2 separate regions of the Homo sapiens genome follow, and region 1 is linked to region 2. A link is a loop called in an ENCODE intact Hi-C map of the cell type or tissue named here. Cell type or tissue: gastrocnemius medialis. All regions are shown on one strand.

Evidence for each region. A loop is a pair of places that touch in the nucleus more often than their neighbours do. Peaks named below come from ENCODE experiments on the same cell type or tissue, not always from the same donor. Only the 100,000 strongest peaks of a DNase experiment are listed, where the experiment ranks them.
Region 1: it touches region 2 in a loop (10-fold over the local background); 4 of 110 quality-filtered maps call a loop at or near these places.

What each region holds. Positions count from the first base shown.
Region 1 is chr2:175,928,117-175,933,116 of GRCh38, forward strand. LNPK (lunapark, ER junction formation factor) reads right to left here. Exons shown (of 13, transcript NM_030650.3): 13 at 1-2,083. The coding sequence ends at 1,851. Among named protein-coding and RNA genes, the nearest start is that of LNPK, 72 kb to the right of the region's middle. In gastrocnemius medialis, no CTCF peak of the experiment used is centred here; no DNase peak of the experiment used is centred here; H3K27ac peaks cover 4,478 bases.
Region 2 is chr2:175,853,403-175,858,402 of GRCh38, forward strand. No RefSeq gene overlaps it. Among named protein-coding and RNA genes, the nearest start is that of LNPK, 150 kb to the right of the region's middle. In gastrocnemius medialis, no CTCF peak of the experiment used is centred here; DNase peaks (open chromatin) are centred at 1,499 and 2,539; H3K4me3 peaks cover 1,277 bases; H3K27ac peaks cover 2,978 bases.

The DNA.
Region 1 (5,000 bases), 75 kb after region 2:
TATGTATTTATATACATACATACAATATAGAAAAGTTGATGCAAAAAACATTGGCTTGAATCTGAGAAGCTGAATTACATGTTCGTATTATTTTTTACTTTCCTCATCTGCAAGAGGAAAAACTTATGGTCCTTGCATATTTTAAAGACATTAATAAGAACAAATGCCATCGTTTTCAGGTAGTGTGCTAGGCACATTACATTATTTTTAATTATCCTAATACCCTTCAAAAATAAACATAACTCTTCCCATTTTACAGATGAAAAAATAATCTCAGTGAGTTTATAGGTGACTTGCCCAAGACTACAGACCTGAAATTTAAGCCCAATACGGCAGGCTCAAAAACTCTGGTTACTATACCGGATGTCCCAGACTGTTAACAGATTGAGTTCCAAAAAAAAAAAAAAAAAAAAACTGTCACATATGAGATATTAAATCATAAAAATAGATTTTTAAATGATAAAAATGTTTTGTTCAGTTGTTAATAAACTGTGTGCAACTTAGAAACATTAGCCAAACACACCATTCTTATACAGGTATATTTTTCCCTTCAGCATAATAATTTGATTTCCATTTTTTTTAATATTGGAGAAGAGAGATAAAAGGAGGCCGTAACAGATAAGCACACTGTATTAAAGGTCCAAGAATTAGCACTGAGACACATTTTTTCCAGTTAATCCTTAATACAAATATTAAATCCAATTAACTACCAGCAACCCACTACCTATTCTCACAAAATTTGTTTCTCAAAGTTAAAAATTACAAATGGCTGGCCTACGATGTTCCTGAATCAGAAAAACCTAACTTCTGATTAAAACCTCTAAATGTCACTATTTCTGTTAACTAGAAAGGAAACAAGTCTGAATAAAAGTACCATAATTTGCTCTAAGCAGAATCTACAGATTTATTGTATTGTGAGCTATTCCTCCTAAGATTTTTCAGGTAGCCAAGTCACCCACCAAGATACTGTTTGAAGAAGACTAGATATTTAGCAAAATGAAACTGATGCCAGATTATTTTCATTTTCCTTAATAAAATACAAACAAGAGCACAAAATTCACTTATATATCATCATTTTATACTTATAAATAATGCTCAGAATTCAAATAGGGTCAAGTGCAGAAATATTTCCTATATGCTAGTGTGTAAATATAAACTAATTATATACATAATGTGCCTTTGGCCCAGTTGTAAAATAAAAGACATCAAAAAGAAACACTGCAGTTGACTGTTTCATTGCATTCTCACTGAGAATTCGTACCAGTGCCAACGTAGTTACAGTTCTACTTAACTGTTCCACTGCATTCTTATTGAGAATTCGTACCAGTGCCTATGTGGTAACAACTTTCATACCGCTTAATGTAAACACCTAAATAGACATTTCTCCCAGTTGTAAATATCTCAGGAGCTAAAATTCTATCAATTTTTAATAATGAAGTAGTCAAAATCTTAACCAAGTTTCATTCCTTAAAACAAACACAATTAGAGAACTTACTCTTAACCAAAGTTCTTCCTATGTCAAAATGGATATTTACGGGTTATACATACAGAAAACAAGAAGGCAATCATGTTTGCTTACTTTTAGAATGGACAAAAAAGTATCTAAAAGCTGTCTCAATAGTGTGGGTCTTTGTACATTCAAAAGGATCTTACTTCACTGATATAACTTGCTTTTAATTTTAATACCCAGTATATATAACTTTGAGATGTTCAAATAGCTAGGCAATCTGAATTCAAATGATACACAAGCATACCCTTAGAGGGGCAAAAAAAGTAAGTGCCACCGAAAAAGCAATAACTGACATCAGTAAGACTATAAATATCCAGTTGAAGGCACGTGGAAGCATTTACTACTCTGCCGTCAAAGATTCTCCACTTAGTTCAGGATCAGGAATAGAATCAGCTCCAGGAACTGTGGAGTTGGTTTCAATCACTGAGGCTTCCTCATTCTCAGTCTCTTGTTTCTCCTCTGGTTCCTCTGAGTCAGATGCTTTTTCAATCACTTGGTTTGTCTGTTCTGTAGCTGGTATTTTGTCATCTGTCTGCTCTGTATTATCATCAAGAACATCGTGTTCTAAAGATTCTGAAAAGATAAAGATTCAAAACTTTAGGAATACCTGAACGTTAAAACTGCTAAATAAGGCAAGCAAAAAAGATAAACACACACACACACACACACACACACACACACACACACACACAAAGAAACCATACAATTGTCTAACATTATCCTTAAAATCTTTTACAATAAGTACATAACTCTCTTTACAGTTAGTATGATAGAAGAAAAAAAAAGTAATTCAGAGGAAAAAAACCCATAAATATACTTTTTCTAATGTCCCATATTTTCATACAAAATAAGTTACTAAAGACACATCTGAAAGTTGAAGTCCAAAAATCATAGTCCCAACAGAATTATGTGCTATAATACAATAGTCCAGCAAACAATGCAAATGTATTAATGTCCAGATTACATTTCCTGAAGAAACTGTTTCCCTTGTGTCCAGGCAACCCTGTGAGTAATATGTAAATGTGTACTTTGTGGGTGGGTGGGTGGGTGTGTGTGGGTGTGGGTGGATGGTGCGTTCCTACACTGATATACATCTCTATTATCCAAAAACTGGGAAGTCAGGTTTCTATCTTTTCCAAAGGCATGACTAGTCTCTCCTCATCCCTCTGCAAGACAAGTCCTCTGTATTTAACCTCTGGGTCAGAATGTACTACATACCTAGCATGTTAGGGAGAGAAAGAGAAGGGTCTTTTAATCCCATCTCCATAGCAGAAGTTAAGGGTACTAGTCCCTACATGAAAATTTACTCCTTTTAAACTCTCTAAGTATTATTGAATTCAAATCCCTTAAAAATAATATAACAATTGTATTGAATAAACTGCCTTTAATTCTTTAAGGTTTAAAGAACAGGATGGAGGAGGGAATGACTGGAGCAGACAACCTTTGGGCCACCCAATTTCTACATTAAAGATAAAAATCTAGCTTTAAGGTATTTCTTTGTTTATGTAAAAAACAGCAATTAGTATTTTTGCTAGTAGAAATATGGCCAAACCATATCAGTTGAGAAAAAAAGCATATTTTTCCACTCTCATAGATGATTTCTTACGATATACTACAAATGTTACTGATTCAAAAACTCTGGAGGGAAGGCCAGCCTTAGTAAAAAGTTCTAATTAAGTTCCTTGTATAATAAAGGTCAGTTTTGCTAAATAAATAAAATTGTTTTGCAAAGAAATTATGTGTTATATGCACATGTGTTAATATGGAAGTCTTAGAAATCCATGGTTTTACCATACAAGTTTATCTATAGCTCACATACTCTATGCCAAGACTTTAAAAATATTTAAAAAGAATTATTTCTTTAAAGAGATACCTTGGACTCTGGCTTATATAATTAGTTATAACCACCTTCCACCTTTTGATATGTAGAATAAAGGCCCAAATTCTATAGTTTTACTATATGAAAACTTCCTATGCTCACAAAAAATAGTAAGGAATGTCCATAAATTAATTTGTGCCAAATCTCATTTTTAAAAATCCTATCTGTATCTTAACATGGCACTTAAAATGGCATTGCTACACACATGGAATTTTATAAAAATCCAAGTTAGAAAACAGTAAGTCACTTGAATTTTGTTATTTCAATGTTCCAGAGCAGAAAGGAAAAGCAGAAAGGGCAAATGAAACTACAGGCATGTACAAATCATTTCTGCTACAAGGGCAAACAAGTTATCCGTGGAAAACTTCAGGAGTCACCAATCATTTGTAATTCTACCCTCACAGAATGTATCCAAGACAGAATGTTAAGCGTCATGGTTTTCCACAACTCTCTGGCCATAGAGCAGTATTTACTTGGCAAGAACTTCACAATTTCTTATAGTTTAGTAAGCCTTCTGAAACAAACCAATAAAGCCACAAGAAATGAAAAAACAAAAAGCTAAGAATCCAGGATGTAACTCACCAATAAACATGTTTAAGTGAAAACAGGCCCACATAGTTTGTCATATTCTGTCTGACAGACTGCCTCAATACTGTACTGAAACAGGAGAGGTATCAAAATTCAAGGCTTGTCATATTAAAGTTTTGTGATGTTACTATTTTCAAAAATAGACTTTACTAGTCAAAGCCGATTTAATGTACAAATTCTGGGGCCACAAAGAAATGGTTAATACAAGGAGGAGAACTACAATACTGAAATTTTTAAATGTCTGCAATACAAGAATTCATAGAAATACCATGTGCTATCATAATCAGAAAACAAGATACACGAAGTCTTCCAGTCACTACTGTATTTCAGAGAATATGTGGAAGACTACAAAATTGGTGAAATGGGTGGAAATTGAAAATAATCAAAGAGCCTATTAATGATTAAGTTTCTTCCCCTGGGTTAATTTGCAGAAAAGCAATTTTTTAATGGCAGTAACACTACAAAAAATTGGTATGTGACATGACATCTACAATGTAGACATCAGGTAGTCTAAATAAGATAGGTATTGATGTTTGGATGCCAATGCCATTTTGTAAGAAGTCATCAAACAAGATCTAAATAATTAAGTGTAAATGATTAACAGAGAATTACATATAAATTTAATAATCACAGAGCTTTATAAGATTATTTAATGTGTTACAAACATACTTTTTTCATTTTTATGGAAGCACATCATTTGCCCATTCTAACAAAAACAGCAAATTTCTTCCATGAAGTTGTAGTTTAAAACAGCTTGGTGGAATAAAATATATTTCGCAAGATGTTAATATTTGGGCATAAAATACTATAAGAGAAACCAGGCTTTGTGTTCACACTAATTAAACAACCCTACTCTTCCCTTTATGGCCCAGTTTAAGACTAAGACATGAAACAATTACCTGAATGACCTAATTCCATCTGTAAGAAAAATTTTAAAATCGACTCTGGCATCTATAATGTCAAGAAAACAATATACCACAATGCCATAAAACAAAAAATGATCCATGCAATTTCTTTCCCCAC
Region 2 (5,000 bases):
CTCTTCCAGTTAGCTCTGAGCCATTAGAGCACGCAGCTAGTAGGTCCTTCTGTCTAACTAATAATTGCCTATTATTGATATTAATTAACATTTTTTGCACCTTTCCTCAGTTTTGACCTAGTATCTGTTGGTAGTCTAATCACTGTGGCCTATTAAAAGTCAAAATACAGGGGCCTACAGTAGTCACGAGCCATTTATCAAAAAGCAAACAAGGCCAATTAAACAGGCAGCCAGACAGTTGTCTTGATTTGCCGCTGACTGTTTCTTGATCACCATTATAAATTGCTAATAGGGCAGAAAGCGCTAAGCGGGGAGCATCTGTGGGGGTCTGGTTATTGCTCACTCCCCGCCTGGTGACAGGTGAGAGAGAGGCTAGTGATGGTCTTATTGATGTGAACTGCCCATCAATTGGTAGTTATTGTTAAAGTTCATGATGCTACAGCTGATCCCGTCCTGCTGAGAGTCAATCAAATTAATTAGAGCTAGAAATTCTTCTTTATTATTTTAAAGCACCGGTACAGAAAGAAGCCCTGTAATTTGGATCCAAAGGCAATGAAGAAAAAAAATCTTCATGTAGTACAGTGTGAAAAAAAAAAATCAGATATTGCTTCTTCCATTATTTATAATAAGGTTTGCGGCTAAAGGTTTTTATAGGCACAGATCAAGAGATCATAATAGAAGCATATTGACAGATTTTTTTCTGCAATACTCTAAGGAACTGGCTGTAGCAGGAAAATATATCAAAACCTTATCATCAGAGCTGAGATCTTCTGTGAAAAATCAATAAAGAGTTATACATGGTTTGAGTTTAAACAGTTCTCTGTAGTCATTTAAACATAGTGCATCTGTACAGCTTTTTACCTCTGGAGACCAAGGTAACCTAGCAACTGCAGGGCTTAAACCGATTAACTACAAATGAAGTACTGTACGCCTATCAAAGCAATTGTTCATCGTTGCCTTTGTTGCAGAGACTAAGCTAATTGAACATGATACAGTATGAAGATAATTAACACCCATGAGTTTGTTAATTGCCTGTTAGCATTACAACACAGTCTCTTGGTTTCTTTTTAACTGTCTCCTTTGTAGCCTCTTACTTCCCTTAAAATGGTGCAGGACCTGTTTAACTGGCAATGATATCTTGGAGTTTATTAACCCTTTTAAAATTTTTTTTTTTTTTAAAAAAAGCCATCTTAATGAAGCATATTGCATGTGCTTGTTAAATGCAAGCTCCCACTTTGTCGCTCTATTTTCCCAAGATTGGAAATTTGTTTTACAGATACTGTACAAACTATGTTTATTTTTCGTGCTAATTTATTTCAAGCAATTTAGCCATTATAAATGCTCTTGAAAAAAAAACAGCTTTAGTGGTTCCCTTTATTACTCAGCTGCTCTGCTTTCGAGAGTAAGCGATAAATGTCTTTGAGGGTTGGAATATTAATTGAAGGCAGCATCTGGTCAGCAGCTGACCGGCTCCAGTTGTCCTGCTCCAACCGAGCAGGCGAGAAAGAAGCTTTGCTGGCTCTCTTTGCCAGGCTCTCACTTTTCCTTGGAGCCATGGACTAAATGAACCCCCATTTTATCTCTGCTGGATCACTGCATGGATGCCAGAAAATCAATTGGGCAGGAAAATCTGTTAATCTAAAGTGAATTCAATCTAAGGAATCATTTAAAATAAAAATTTCAATCATTACTTTTTCAGAAAAGCACTTTTTTCCCTCAAGTCTGTGTGTACATGTCATGACGATACTTCGAAAGGACCTATAGCAAGAGTAATTTGAAGTCAATAGAATTGTCTTGCAAAGAACAATTTGCTTTTTGGAAAAAAAAAAAAATAGGGTGGCTGATTACAAACTTAAGAGGAAATGGAAAACCCAAACACTGTGTGGCCAGAAACCATTAACACACTCTAGCCCAGAATACACATCAGGACAGATTTTTCTCCTGTTGAGAAGGAATACCTTGGCTGTGTTACAATTGTTTAACTTGGATTTTCCTGCACGATCCTCTGTGTTTGTCGTTACCATGTCGCGGTTAATACTTGCTGGTAAGCCAGTCCCAGGGGAGCCATTTCTAGTGCCCAATTACAAGTTCTATCATCAATCATAAGTATTATTTATTCAACAAAATGAATTGCTAATTAATAACTGATGAGCATTATGGCCTTGAAGACTATAACACTATTAATTATGGTTGGCATGAAAGGGGTCTACCTGGCACATTTTCACCACAATTAGCCCTGGAAGCTTTCATGGACTATGTCTATTAAGATAATATAAGAAAAGGCTGACCTTCCTTCCCCTCCTGCATAAGGACTAATACATTATCTCAGGTTAGAACTTCACCAAATCAACCCCGGTATTCCAACATTGTTTTTCCTGTGCACCATGACTTGTATGAGAAGCATGGCATGGAGAAAAGAACTCCCCATAGAGGTTGGCAGGTACAAAATGCAGCCACACATGCCCAGCCGTGCTCCTGCTGAAATGCTGCAAGGGGTGACTCAGCCATAGCCTAGCACTTGGAATGTGGCTGCCAGCTTATTTTTAGACTCAGTTGTTGCCCAGCTCCTGTTCTGAGCTCTGGGTCCAGGCACACAGCAGCTAAATCACTTCAGCAGGCAGCTGGCAGACGAAGACTGTTCACATTTACTGGCAGGCTGGTGGGAGTACATCGTTCACCTTAAGGACTTCCTGATCAGACACTTAAAGAAGGGAAGCTAAGAAATGCCCTCTTGCCCACTACTGGGGAAGGAGAAAACAGTAGGTTTGAAGAATGAACACACACAAAAATATAATACTGCTGTGAACCTCTTTGAAAGCAGAACAAATCTACTACCTCTGTGCTCTGTGTAGCTAAGTCTCTATGCCCAAAGCTCTGTGGGTGACCAAATATGGGTGGATGATAAAGCACTGCAAAGACTTTTTAAAGTTATACGAATAATATAAGGGAAAAACTTTTTTCCTCCTGCATATGTGTAAGCTCTAGAAGGAAAGAGCTTGTTAAATAGTTATCTGGATCATTCTGTAGTTTAGACAATTATTTCACATTTAATGCTGGATGGATTTTGGAGAATAAGCAATTTACATGAATCAAATTAACTAAAGAAATGAAAAAGCACTCTCTTTCTGCTGGATAAACAGAACAGCCAGTCTCGCATTATTTCAGTTAAATATGTTTAGGGTTCAAATTATACAAGCATCTTCCCTTACCATTCTGTCAAACAGCAGAGATCTCAGCCCTCTTTTTGTGGGTGGTTACATGTGTCCTTTGAGGGGAAAAAAGAAAAGAAAAAGTGCACCCCACATCCATATGGCATGATTATCGGTGAAGTTATTTTTAGCTTTACAAAATCAAGAGTTAGGAAAATTCATAGAGTGAAAGAAATGTTCATAAAACAGCCTAATTAAGCAAAACATTTTTCAGAGTTTCCACCACATTTCTCTGTAAAGACACTGACAAGTGAATACACCCAGCTGGTAAGGGCTTGCCAGCATTTAGGTTAGTAAAGTGGTAAATTATTTGTGTTTCATGGTGGCAAATGTACCTATTTCTGCAAAGGCTAGGACAGAACAGCCAAAAGAGGCCATTTAGTTGACACTGATTAATGGAAAGAGCAAGTAAAAATTTAAGGAAGGAAGGGAGAAAAAAGGGGTAGAAAGAGTTCAGTGGAAGTGGAAGAGGAAAAATGGAGGATGGGCTGGTAAGAAACCTTGGATTCAAAAGCTGGCTCCACCACTTTCTGCATTCAGAAGCCTGAACAAATCAGTTCATCTATCTGAGCCTCAGTTTACACTTTTGTAAATGGGAGTTATTCATACTTCTACTTGTCTTGAAGATTTGTAGGGAGGAGCCAGTGAATAGGGTGTTTGTGTCTTTAGTTTTGAAAGCACTTTGAAAACAAATAGTTACATAGAAATGTAAGATTTCTAATAATTTTGCTTGTTTGCTACTGAGAGGTGAAGCCAGCTGGACTTCCTAGGTTGAGTGGGGACTTGGAGAACTTTTCTGTCTTACAAGAGGATTGTAAAATGCACCAATCAGTGCTCTGTAGCTAGCAAGAGGATTGTAAAATGCACCAATCAGCAGGATCCTAAAAGTAGCCAATCTCAGGGAGGATTGAAAAAAGGGCACTCTGATAGGACAGAAACAGAACATGGGAGGGGCCAATAAGGGAATAAAAGCTGGCCACCCCAGCCAATAGAGGCAATCCGCTCGGGTTCCCTTCCATGCTGTGGAAGTTCTGTTCTTTCGCTCTTCACGAGAAACCTTGCTACTTCTCACTCTTTGGGTCCATGTCATCTTTAAGGGCTGTAACACTCACTGCAAAGGTCCCACGGCTTCATTCTTGAAGTCAGCGAGACCACGAACCCACCAGAAGGAACAAACTCTGGACACACTACTAGCCCATCTCAATCCAGTTATTTCAAGCAAAGTGGCCAGGTAGGCTCCAAAGGCTGTATGTAGAAGGGAACATATCACCCAGACCCTCAGTTTGAGAATTAAAGACTGGGTCAGTAGTTGAGAGTATTGAAGCCTGCATGAGGGAATATCATGTTTTCTTACATCAAAAGTCAAGCAAAGATACCTGAGCCACAAATAGCCACTTCCTACGATCACACCTGAGGCTACCCCTACAGAGAACTCCAACCTTATGCACAATAATAACATCAGGAAATTAACGAGGTAGTTATTCTGGATAGGTCTGGTGTGGGGCCTAGAAAAATCTGCATCTTAATCAGCAGCTCTGGTCTTTCTGAGGCAGGCAGTTCACAACTACCAAACGAGAGACCGAGTTATGACTCCTGTGAGTAGAGCACAGCCCCAGCATGCACTTCTCTCATTCTGCAGCATGGTTGTGAACATATTTGGACCAGGAGGCATCTTTTCAAGAGTCAAGAGAAACAAGGAATGGTGGAGGCTCAGTCCTTGTTTTCGGTAAGACAGGCTTGATTCAAGAAGTTATTTGCTCCTAGACTGCATGGGAAAGGCACTGTTTTGTA